2 separate regions of the Homo sapiens genome follow, and region 1 is linked to region 2. The links are chromatin loops, found by intact Hi-C in ENCODE. Cell type or tissue: prostate gland. All regions are shown on one strand. Each heading gives the region's core, and the rest is flanking DNA. Links, peaks and the distances in the headings are about the cores only.

Region 1 (5,377 bases), core at 278-5,277, 160 kb after region 2:
TCCTTTATTGAAAAAAGAAAGTATTGGGTAAGAGGAAATAATCCATCACCTTAATTACACCACTTTTCGGTTCTTTTTCCCCCCTTTATACACACGGTTTTTCATTTGTTAAAGCTCAAATCCTAGAAAAAGATACATGACGGCACCATGTTTATAGCCACTGCTTTAAAAAAGAAAAGAAAAGAATGCACACCCAGGCTACATTGTTTAAAATGTGACTCATAACAACCACAAAAAAGGGTCTTTTTAAAAAATCACATGACAACACAGTTTATTCATTCTTTCTTCTCTTTCTCCCTTCTCAACACAGATCTCTTTTTCTTCCAGGCTTTTCTTCATTACTGACTCACATCCTGGCACACAATGTGTCTGTGTGTGTGTGTGTGTGTGTGTGTGTGTGTGTGTATGTATGTATATACACACACACAGCAGAAAACACAGGATGATTTAAATTTAAAATAATATTGCATGGCAAGAAATCAGTAAGAGGCGGAAAATGAAAGATACTTCCAAATATAAAAGATTGCGACCATCTAATAACTCCAGGTCCAAAGGCCACTTTTATTGTATTTCACTAAAGATTTACCTGTACAGTGATTGCTCCCAAAGAATGAGATTACCTTTGTTGCATGATTAATTTATAAGGGAAAAGAAAAACACTCTAATTTGAAAAATGTATAACAATGTAAATGCCTATGGTTGGCAGTGTTTCAACATCAACTTTCCATACCTTGCCTGCCCCCTGATTTCTCTGTTTCCATTTTTTGAGTGAAAAGGCTGATTTTATGCCCGGATCAAGAGAGGACTCCTGCTGTCCTGACCATAAGAGGAATAGTATATGAGTCACTAGGTTAGATGGAACACACAGTCCTCTCCTCTCTCAAACAGAAAAGTTTGCTCAAGGCAGAGTTGCATGCTGTGGTCAAACAGGTCTCAGCCAGAAAGAAGAGACCCATGGCACTAGGTTCATCTGGTTACCAACTCAGATCTCCATGTAAAACGTGCCAAGGTGAATGAAATTCTCCATTCCCAATTCAGATTCTGCTCTTTACTGTGTCCATTGGCCAAGTCTCTGCTCCCCAAGCCTTGGTTTCTTCTTCCCAAAGATGCTTGCCATCCTCCAGGACGAAAGCCATGGCCTAATCCATGCAACTTGTGCACTGCCTTTGCTTAGCCTCAAAGCGGCCCACCAGGAGCACCCTGGAAATTCTTACCTTCAAGTTACTAAGCCCTGTGTTTATTTTGGCTAAATGAGCACTGCTGCTCAGATGAGATTTTATGTATATATTTTTTACAAGAGAGCATGACTGGCCTGTGAAGCCTCATGGTAAGCACAGTTTCAAGGAGAGTGTACGTGCCCTGGTCTGCTTATTCTCTTACGGAAGTGAAGCACTTAGCACTTAGCCACTGTACTTGTCAGTCATGGCCCGACACGGTGTGCACACAGAACAGTGTCTGCAGCAGCTGCTGGCACGTCTTTACCCAGCCTTTCTGGGAGCTGTGAGTCTCCACAACCCAAAGAGAGTCAGGCGAAACAACATCCACAGCTTTCACTTCACCAACATAAGCATTACCTTGGGTCCTGAAGGTTAGAACTCGAATTCGACTGTAATCCAAAGTCGTTCAGTTTGGCTCTCAGCTTTCCTCCAATACTTTGGATTTACATTAACATAAACCTCACCCCCAGAGAGCACCAGTGTATGCACATGAATACTCTTAATACTTTTAGAACTGTGGTACAGGGAGTGGGCATGGGGTTCAGGGACACGAGGAAGGGTAAGAAAGGCAATATATTCTATGTCGGTCTGTCATTCCCCTGTCGTCTGCAGCTTTGTTCCTCACTGGCTGTCTTAGAGCTGATGAGTGGCAAATTGGGTGAGATGATTTGGAGTCAGGGAGCATATCTAGGTGGCAAACCAGGAATTCATCTCTTTCTAGCCCAGAGCTGGACAGATTAATGAGAGTGAAGATAACGAGTCTAGACGGCAGATATAAAAATGGCTGCCCTTATCTCTGCAATGCTGCCACTTGTAGGGGTAAGCCCAGCCAGTACAAAGAGGGCACAGCAATCCTCACAATTGCTGGCATCAAACAGGTCATGAAGAACCCCCATCATTTGGTGAGGGTGTTTTTGTGTGTGCTTTTACACTCAGGCCAACTGCAGTGACGCATTTAGAGTGGCTCCTAAATGTTTGGCATTAGAAACCGGTGTGGGAACTTCAGCAGTGTCCGCTAATAGGTTTGCAAAGAGGGCAAAATGTAAAATCTGCTGCATTGTAACAGCACAAACAACATTGCCATCACCCAAGGCTGGAGGCCTTTTTTTTTTTTTATAACCTGGATGAGGCAAGCATCCCCAATTCTTCTCACTTTGCTCTGCTCTCTCTGCTTTCTCGGGGGAGAACACGTCCTTTCTGATTTTCAGTCCTGCATTTAAAGTGCTCTAGCTCCAGTCATCGAATGCACCTCCTTATTCCCTTGACTGGACACCGGGTCCTAAATGTGGCAACTCTTTCTCCTGAGGCCACCACTTCTGTGTCTCTTTCCTAACTTCCTTCTCTTACAAGCAGCCTGCCACCGTACCTCACTGAGGTATGGTGACTGCAGGTACTGACTGCAGGCTGTACACAGAAGCCCCTCGGCTCTGTGGTTAACTGAAACCGCTGCCTTGGTACCCTGGAACTGGAAAGAAACCATCTTCAGGCTAAAATAAATCATTGCCACCTCATTTCACTTTTAATTTATACTGATTTTTTTTTTTTTTTGGTTCAGTCTTCCCACAGTCTCTCCTTTCTCACCACCCCTGCATTTTCAGCCTCATTGCTCCCCGTTGGACAATGCAAGGCTGAAAGGTTTATCTGTAACCTATTTGTCTCTATTAATAGGTTTCTAAACTTTAATTAAACAAGAGACAGTGAGGCTCTCAATCCCCTTCCCGCATCTACAGGTGTTGCTAGTGCCATCTAGCGGCAGGAAGGTGTGGCGTCTCTTTTCTCTTGCGAGATTTGACAAATTTGGAGGTTGATTCCCCCCATCAAATTCACATCACATGGGGGAAGGAAAAAGCATGCAAAAAAAAAATTTTTTTTTACCTTTAAAATTCTCACCTGCAAAAGCCGAGATGGGTTCTGAAAAAAACAAACAAAAAATTGGACTTAGTTAAAGGCAAGAAACAATTGGGTGAACATAGAGTGAATAATTGGATGAATATGATGATAAACATGACTGCACTCGGTTTTTTTGTACCACTCCATGGAGAGGGCCCCCCATCTTCCACATGTTCTAGGCTGGCTCTAACACATCATCATCATGGGGTGGTGATGGCGGAGGAGGGGGGATTCTCAAAGTTGCTTTGGAACAAAAAGTCCTTCATCAAGAAATGGGTCCCTAAAGTATTGTAATCAGTTACTTACTGCTGATTACTTTCTCAGAGCCTGGATTACTTTTAGATGCCTGGGGCCTGAGAGTTGCCCGGAGGGACTGGGGTGGTCCCAGGTGCTTCTGACATCATCAAGCACACACACACCAGGGGTCGTGTGCCAAGAAAGGCAGTTGGTGAGTTACTGCAGCCACTCTGCTGACTGAAAGCAACCCTCATGCCTTCTCAGGGTTCCTTTCTTGGTTTGGGAAATGTCCATGGCTCTGATGGGACACAGCCAGGGTGACCTCATCTGCAGCAGGAGACCCTGAAGAAAATGCGTGCCTCTCAGGTGGACTGGCTGTTCAGGTGCTTTTGACCAAGATGATGGTTATGATATCCTTCTCGTGCCAGTCACCTGGCCTGCAATGTTTAATCCTACAACAACTTTGGGATCTTGGGCATTAGAGGTATTCGTTTTAAAGAAAAATCTGAAATCTTACTTCAAATGCCACAGTTTGCTCTGCAATTCATTCATGTAAAATAACTACTCAGGTAATTGTGTTATCACTCTTACATAACATATGTACTATTTTTGCTCACCAGTGAAGGCTTCCATTAAATCCATCAAACCTTTCCAGCATATAATTTTGACTGGCAGTTGCTCTCGTCCTCTAGCATTTTCTTTGCTAAAAGCTGGGGTTTGCTGAGGGGGTCTTGGCACCCTGAACCTCTATGTACTTAGTGCATGTCTATTTCTGATTGGGAACAGGGATATAAGCCGTCCCCTTACCTCACACCCCTTCCCACCCTGAACCCAGCCTAAGACACAACTACACCCACACCTTACCTTGCAGAGACTGTGGCTGCCCCACCCACTGGGTAACGACTGCATTGGAAAATGGTGTCCTGCCTCCTCTTGCTTATCCCAGCCCTTGGGGTCTTATTTGAAAGAACCATGAAGAGACAGATATTCACATACCCATGCAGTTCTCCAGTGGGACATCAGTGCTTATCCGAATGTCATCAATGGCAATCTCTCCGGAACGTCCTTTCCCTATCACTCCCTCGAACACAATCTAGAAGCCGGAAGAATAAGAGCCATGGTTAACTGAGTCTCCTAGTCCAAACGGTGCAAGGATTTCCAAGTTTCTGTTAGCTGCAGCTTAAAGCGTGTGTGTGTATGTGTGTGTGTGTGTGTGTTATTGCACCTGGTACACATCTGTTGACCACATGGCTACAGCTCTTGAAATCTTAATTCAAAATGAGTTTGTTCAAATCAAACGCATATTTAAGGGGATAAGAAAATATAACAAGGGGGTGGATATTGTTGTCCAGTAACTAGAATGTATTGATTAAAAGGGCCATAATCAGAGACTATTGAAAGGGGGGTTGAAACTTCCCTCACTATTTTCGAGGTTCCTGTCTCATAAATCTTTCAAATGCCCAATCCAGGTATTTGAAAACTCAGAAGACACAAGTAGGTGGGGGTAATGTGAGAAATACAGCACATAGGTTTTGATTTGTGCTCCTTATTATAAGTTGCCTTAGGGCTTCATTATTACAACTAGGAGGAAAAGAATTTGTTTTTTCACCAGCCATTTACTGAGCACCTACTATGCCCTGGACATAAGGATAGTAACAAAACCTAGTAAGACAAGATCTCTGCCCAGAGAAGCTCACCCATCTAATGGCTGAGACACAAATGCAAACAGGTAGTTACAATACAACACACTCAGGTGAGTAAGTGGGAACCCAGATGGGGGTGGGGAAGGTCTCAGGATGCCTTGCAACCTCAAGGGACAGGGACTGCAGGCTGTACACAGAAGCCCCTCGGCTCTGTGGTCTTCAGTCATTTCTCATGCTCGCCCTCCCCAGGTTCCTCTCTGCAAACTAGCACATGTCCTCTGGCAAGCTGGGTGAGCAGTTGGCTGCTGCACCAGCCATCTGTTGCTGCTCCTCGTCTGGGGAGGAGAAGGTTAATGCTTTGGCTGGTTCTCAGTCACCTCTTCCACAGTG
Region 2 (5,377 bases), core at 118-5,117:
CACCCATCGTATCAGGAAGATGGTCAGGGGCCATTGTTGTCAGGGCTCCAGAGTGTGACTTCATCACCTGCCACTTTGGCAGTGTTTCCAAAAGGTTCAGAGAAGCACAGGGGGACTGAGCCGCATCTTGGTCTGAACCTCTGTACATCATTTGGGGCTTCCCAATCGCATAACACTGCCAGCTTGAGACCTCACAGGATACATCTGTCTTTTTGTCCAGGCATGGTGGAGATGGTCGTCTGTGCGCTTTACCTCCTCACCTTCCTGATGAGGCCAGGCTGTCCTTATAGTGATTTGGAAGAAGGACTGCAAAACAACCATCTCTAGCTGAGGGCTTTTCTTTTCCTGAAATTTTCGCAACATAGATGCTGTATGTTCCTATTAGTCTTAATAAGCACTCTGCTGGGGATGGTGGACAGCCTCTTGGGTGAACATTTGCTTATTGCCTCTTCCTAAAGGGCCGTAGTGGGGCATATTAATAAAACATATGCCGCCTTCAGTAAATGGGATCTTTATTTACAATGGGAATTAAAACATGGGGATATTACCTATAGCAGGCCTTCACCATTTGTTTCTATGCATTTCTGAGAACACTCCACATATGTTTCTAGATTCTTCATCTTCCAGGTGAAGAAAAGTCATGAAATCTCTGCATTAAACTGCTCATGTAACCTGGAAATGATTATGTTGGAGTTTCAGATCCAAATCCAAGCCTCCAGTTTCTTTGCACTTCAGTACTATTTTTTCTTTTCTCCTAGCTAGACTTGAAAATATTAGCTTGCTGGACCACCAGATATGTCTGCCATTTTGAATGTCTACTTCTTTATTCATATTGTAACCAATGCCAGCTAAGACTGTCCTTACACAGTTGTATAAATGACCACATTCCCATCTACTTTGTAAATGCTTTGGCATTCAGAATGCATATGCATTTTATTGTATTTCCCTGTATTACGGCTTTTCCACTGGGAGATTAAGAGGCTAATTCAGAGACATGTGATTACAGGAAGATGTGTGAGGAAGGCAACAGGGATCCTATTCTATAAGGTCCGCTGGGCCCAAACAAGGAATCCATATGTTTCCATTTCCCTAATAGGCAGAGAAAATAAAAAACAAAGAGGCCTAGAGACACGCACCTGCACAAGCAACCGAGCAGAAGTAACCTATAAACACATGAAAAGCAGCTCTCCAACAATTCCATCTGCATTTTATTGAAAGAAATCTTTGAAAAGGAGAGAGAGAAGGTACAATTTACAAGAACCATGGTATAAATCCTGCCACAGTGCCAATTGCTAAAAGCACTGGAGCCTGGGAAGGAGGGAGAAATCCATTCATTCATTGCCCCCAGAAAATAGGCATCCAGGCTGTGGCATACCTCATGCACCCCGTGGGATTTACACCTCTGACTGGCTGATTGCATGAATCACCTTGGATTGATTGCTTCTATATAGAATGTTTCTTTATAGTGTATATGCCTTCTCATCGCAGCTCAGCTCAATTCCATTCTGCTGAGCCTCTTCGGGACACTTTCCATGAGAGATGCAGGAGAAGGTAATGTTGTGTTTGTTGGTTTCTCTGGTACATTTCAGGACTGATTTACTCTTATGCCGGGTGCAGAGCGAAATTCCATCATTCCCACATCAGGTGAATCCTAAATCAAGCAGCCCCATCCCCATTTCTACAAAGGACCATGCACTTTTCTCTTTCTGTATTGTTATTACCCTTTAAAAACTCCCTCATGGACATGCATATGTCTTTTCCCTTTCCTTTCCTCTCGCTTCTCCCTTTTTTCATGGGAAAATAATTTTGTCCATCGGATATATCACTCAGCATGTCTGGTATTAATGCTTAAGGCGGCTGCTTTCAAGGTTGATGTTTGCTTCTCTTTAAGTTTTTTATTAGCTCTCCCTGAGACACTGGGTTTCTCTTCCAGGGCTGTCCATCTGTCTCAGCCTTTTAAGGGTTTTGGTCACTCTTGTAGTTGTTATTTTTCCCCGCTGTTGTCCTCATTCCCGGTGCTCAGGCCACAGAAGATCTCTTTGGAAAACCTTTCAGATCATCGGAACTGGCCACACTAGACTGAAGATTTGAGAGACGCACAACTTGAGAATGTTCCAGGGTCTCTCGGACAGAAGCACCACGGAGCAAACACCGGGAGCCCAGCTCCTGTCGCTGGCAGCGCTCCTTGGCGTGTGTTCATGTTGCTGGCGGGCACTAGGTGGCGCTCCAGGCTCGCTCACGGGAGGGAGGATGCCCGGCTGTCTCGAGAAGCGGCCCCGGACCGGGAGGGACCCTGCCCGACCCCTCCACCCACGCGGGAAGTCGCGTAGCCCACACAGCCCTCTGGGTGTCTCTCGGGCTACCGTGTTTCCACCCTTCTCTCAGACTCTCACCCCTGTAGACCTGTCAGGGATGAGCCTCCAGGATTGTGGAGGGCATGGGCTGGGGCTGGCCTGAAGGATTTAAACAAATGTTGGTCTTCCCCCAAGGCCTGAAATCTCTTCAGTTCATTTCTTAACATTAGTGTGGAATACTCTATCCCGGTTACTTATTTTTACCACGAAGAGGAGGTTTCTATGAAAGAAAGAAAGAAAGGGAAGGAAGGGAAGGAAGGAAGGGAAGGAAGGGACTTACTTAAGAGCCCGTGGGAGGCAGCTATGGGAAGATGACGTGAGCCTGTTTTCTAAAGTAAGAGAGTGTGCAGGTTGCTTAATCTCCTTGGCTCTCTGGACCTCAGCTTTTCTCTGTAAAATGGGAACGATAACGCTGCTGTGAAGATCAAATCAGACTCAATGTCCTTGAGGTCTCTCTCTCTTTTCAACAGGGTCTTACATTCTGCCGCCCAGGCTGGAGTGCAGTGGTGTGATCACGGCTCACTGCAGCCTTGACCTCCTGGGCTCCAGCGATCGTCCCACCTCAGCCTCCCAAGTGGCCTACCAACTAGCAAATTTTTGTATTTTTGGTAGAGATGGGGTTTCATCATGTTGCACAGGCTGATCTCAAACTCCTGGGCTCAAGCGATCCGTTCGCCTCGGGCTCCCAAAGTGCTAGGATTACAGGCGTGAGCCACCGCGCCCGGCCCCCTTTGTTTTCATGCCATCAGTCTCTCCTGGTTTTTATTCTCTTTCTCAGGCTTTTAAAACGTCTCCTTTGTGGATTTTTTTTCCCTTTCTACTTTTTCTTAAACGTGGGTGTTTCCTGGGTTTTAGCCATACCAATTTATTCTTTTGCTGTGGTGCTTGTTTTAAATAACCCCGTGTGCTTTCTCTGGAGAACATTGACTACCAGGTGTCAGCTTCCCCTGCTGGTTCCTAGATCCCGGCCCACTTCCCGCCTCTGTCCAGGGCTCTGGATCCAGAGGTCAGCCGCCCACGGCGCCATTCCACAGAGTCCTCCCGGGAGTATTTCAAGCTCAGCATGCTCTGACCTGAGTTGGTGCAGTTTTCTTCTCCATTGCCCTGCTCCTGAATTTCCTACCTCACCCATGATACCATTTGCTACCAGGCTTCCAAGGCAGACCCAGGGCGCCACCCTTGCCTCCTTCTCCTCCTTTATTCCTCACAGCCAGTAGGGAATACAGTCAATACAGAGCTTTCCATCTGTACCCCTTCCCCACCTCCCCACAGCCCCCCAGGTGGGCACCCCCCACCTGCTTTCCTTGCCTCCAGGCTCCTCCCTCTGCCATCCTTCCATCCCGTCCCCAAATGCAGTCAGAAAGAACTTGCTAAATCAGCTGGGTGTGGTGGCATGCACCTGTAATCCCAGCTACTCGGGAGGCTGGGGCAGGAGAATCACTTGAGCTGGGAGGCAGAAGTTGCAGTGAGAAGAGATCACACCACTGCACTCCAGTCTGGGTGACAGAGCAAGACTCAATCTAAAAAAAAAAAAAAAGAACTTGCTAAATGTGGATGTGATGGTGTCACTCCTCTGCTTCTCATCCTGTTGTGATTTTTGTGAAGAAAACCAATCACAAGTCTTATAAGCTCTAACCCCTGTGGCTGTCATCCCGCTCCCCCAGGCCCAGGAGCTCGCTCTCTTCTCCTAGAATCACAACTGGGCCCCCAAGAATCTTCCTCAGCTGACCTCTCTCCCTGCCTGGGTGTGGAGTGGGGCTCTTCTGTCGTTGTGTCCATCACGCTGCATTGTAACTTTCCTAGCCGTGGCCTCGCTGTGTTTTCCCTGTTCTTCCTCCCAGCATGGGGGCTCCATAGGGCAGAGCTCCGAGGTCTTCCTGGCACACAGTACATGCTCAGGGGTGTCAGCTGGAGGCACACTGAGTGACTGAGGGCACTGGACTCTGCCCACTAGCTTCACTGGGTTCAGTGAGAATGGAAGCGTGTTGTCGGGTGGAATATCTGATGTGGGGAAGAGAAAGGTGAGTTAGACGCAGAACCTGCCCTCAGTGAAGACACATCCTGAAAACTGCATTGATGCAGCTTCATTCAGGTTTTCAGATCCCACCGAAGAGCCATGCCACATTATCCACCTCCCTATCCACTTCTGCACAAGTCTTTCCCATGGCTGGAAGCTATTGAGGGGCCCTTCCGTTTCTTCGGGCTCAGCCTTGGGTCTGGAAGGACTCAAGCACTGCCCGTAGGCACACAGACTCAGGGTTTGCAGGCCGAGTGAATGGGCCTTCCAGACTCTGGAAGGCATCTCTGGCTGTGAAGAACTTCCTCTCACCCCGCTCCCTAGATGCTTAAAGTCTCGATCACATTCCATTAGAGCTGTTTGGAGTTGATTTTCTGGCAATGTCTCCCAAGTGGCAGGGTATCATCTATAGCTCATGACTTTTTTTATGCTCAGGTTCATTTAATCATAGCCAAGGGTCTCCTAGTTCATCAGGATCAATATCCTGACAGGATGCAATCCATCAGCTTGGGCAGCATGCCAAGGGGTGGGCTCTGAGCATCCTGGTGCCTAGGGTGGTCCTGGCTGTGCCAGGCAGAAGCCCGTGTGGCCTCCCTATGCCTCAGTCAGCAGGGCCCGCCATGCTGGTGAGGAGCCAGACATGCCTTAAAGTGGTGCCCGGTCCCCAAGGCCCATGGGACCTTGGATGCCTTCCATGGTGTACCTGCTGGGTGAGATGTGTCCCTTCCAGGATGCTGTGTATGGAATCAGAGATGTGAGGCTTGAAGAGCTCAGCACCCTTGGGTCATCTCGCCTTCCCTCCCACCAGGCAGAGCATTCCCCAGAGTGTCTTTCCATCTTTCCTCAGCTCTGTCCAGCACAGTTATAGGAGTCTCATGTGACTGAGTTTCAGCCACTTTCCTTGAGGGAAAAATTCCACACTCATACACAGTTGGTGGTCTCAGAAAACGTGCAGCATCATATGATGGATGATGTGGGGGCAGAGAGCATTCCCTGGTTGAGTACT

Evidence for each region. Peaks named below come from ENCODE experiments on the same cell type or tissue, not always from the same donor. Only the 100,000 strongest peaks of a DNase experiment are listed, where the experiment ranks them.
Region 1: it touches region 2 in a loop (4-fold over the local background); 76 of 110 quality-filtered maps call a loop at or near these places.

What each region holds. Positions count from the first base shown.
Region 1 is chr2:205,764,534-205,769,910 of GRCh38, reverse strand. NRP2 (neuropilin 2) reads right to left here. Exons shown (of 17, transcript NM_003872.3): 14 at 4,341-4,437; 15 at 3,108-3,128. Among named protein-coding and RNA genes, the nearest start is that of NRP2, 85 kb to the right of the region's middle. In prostate gland, for the core only: a CTCF peak has its summit at 2,964 (motif pointing left); DNase peaks (open chromatin) are centred at 914, 1,341 and 2,960; H3K27ac peaks cover 2,445 bases.
Region 2 is chr2:205,922,859-205,928,235 of GRCh38, reverse strand. No RefSeq gene overlaps it. Among named protein-coding and RNA genes, the nearest start is that of INO80D-AS1, 160 kb to the left of the region's middle. In prostate gland, for the core only: a CTCF peak has its summit at 2,230 (motif pointing right); a DNase peak (open chromatin) is centred at 2,215; H3K27ac peaks cover 389 bases.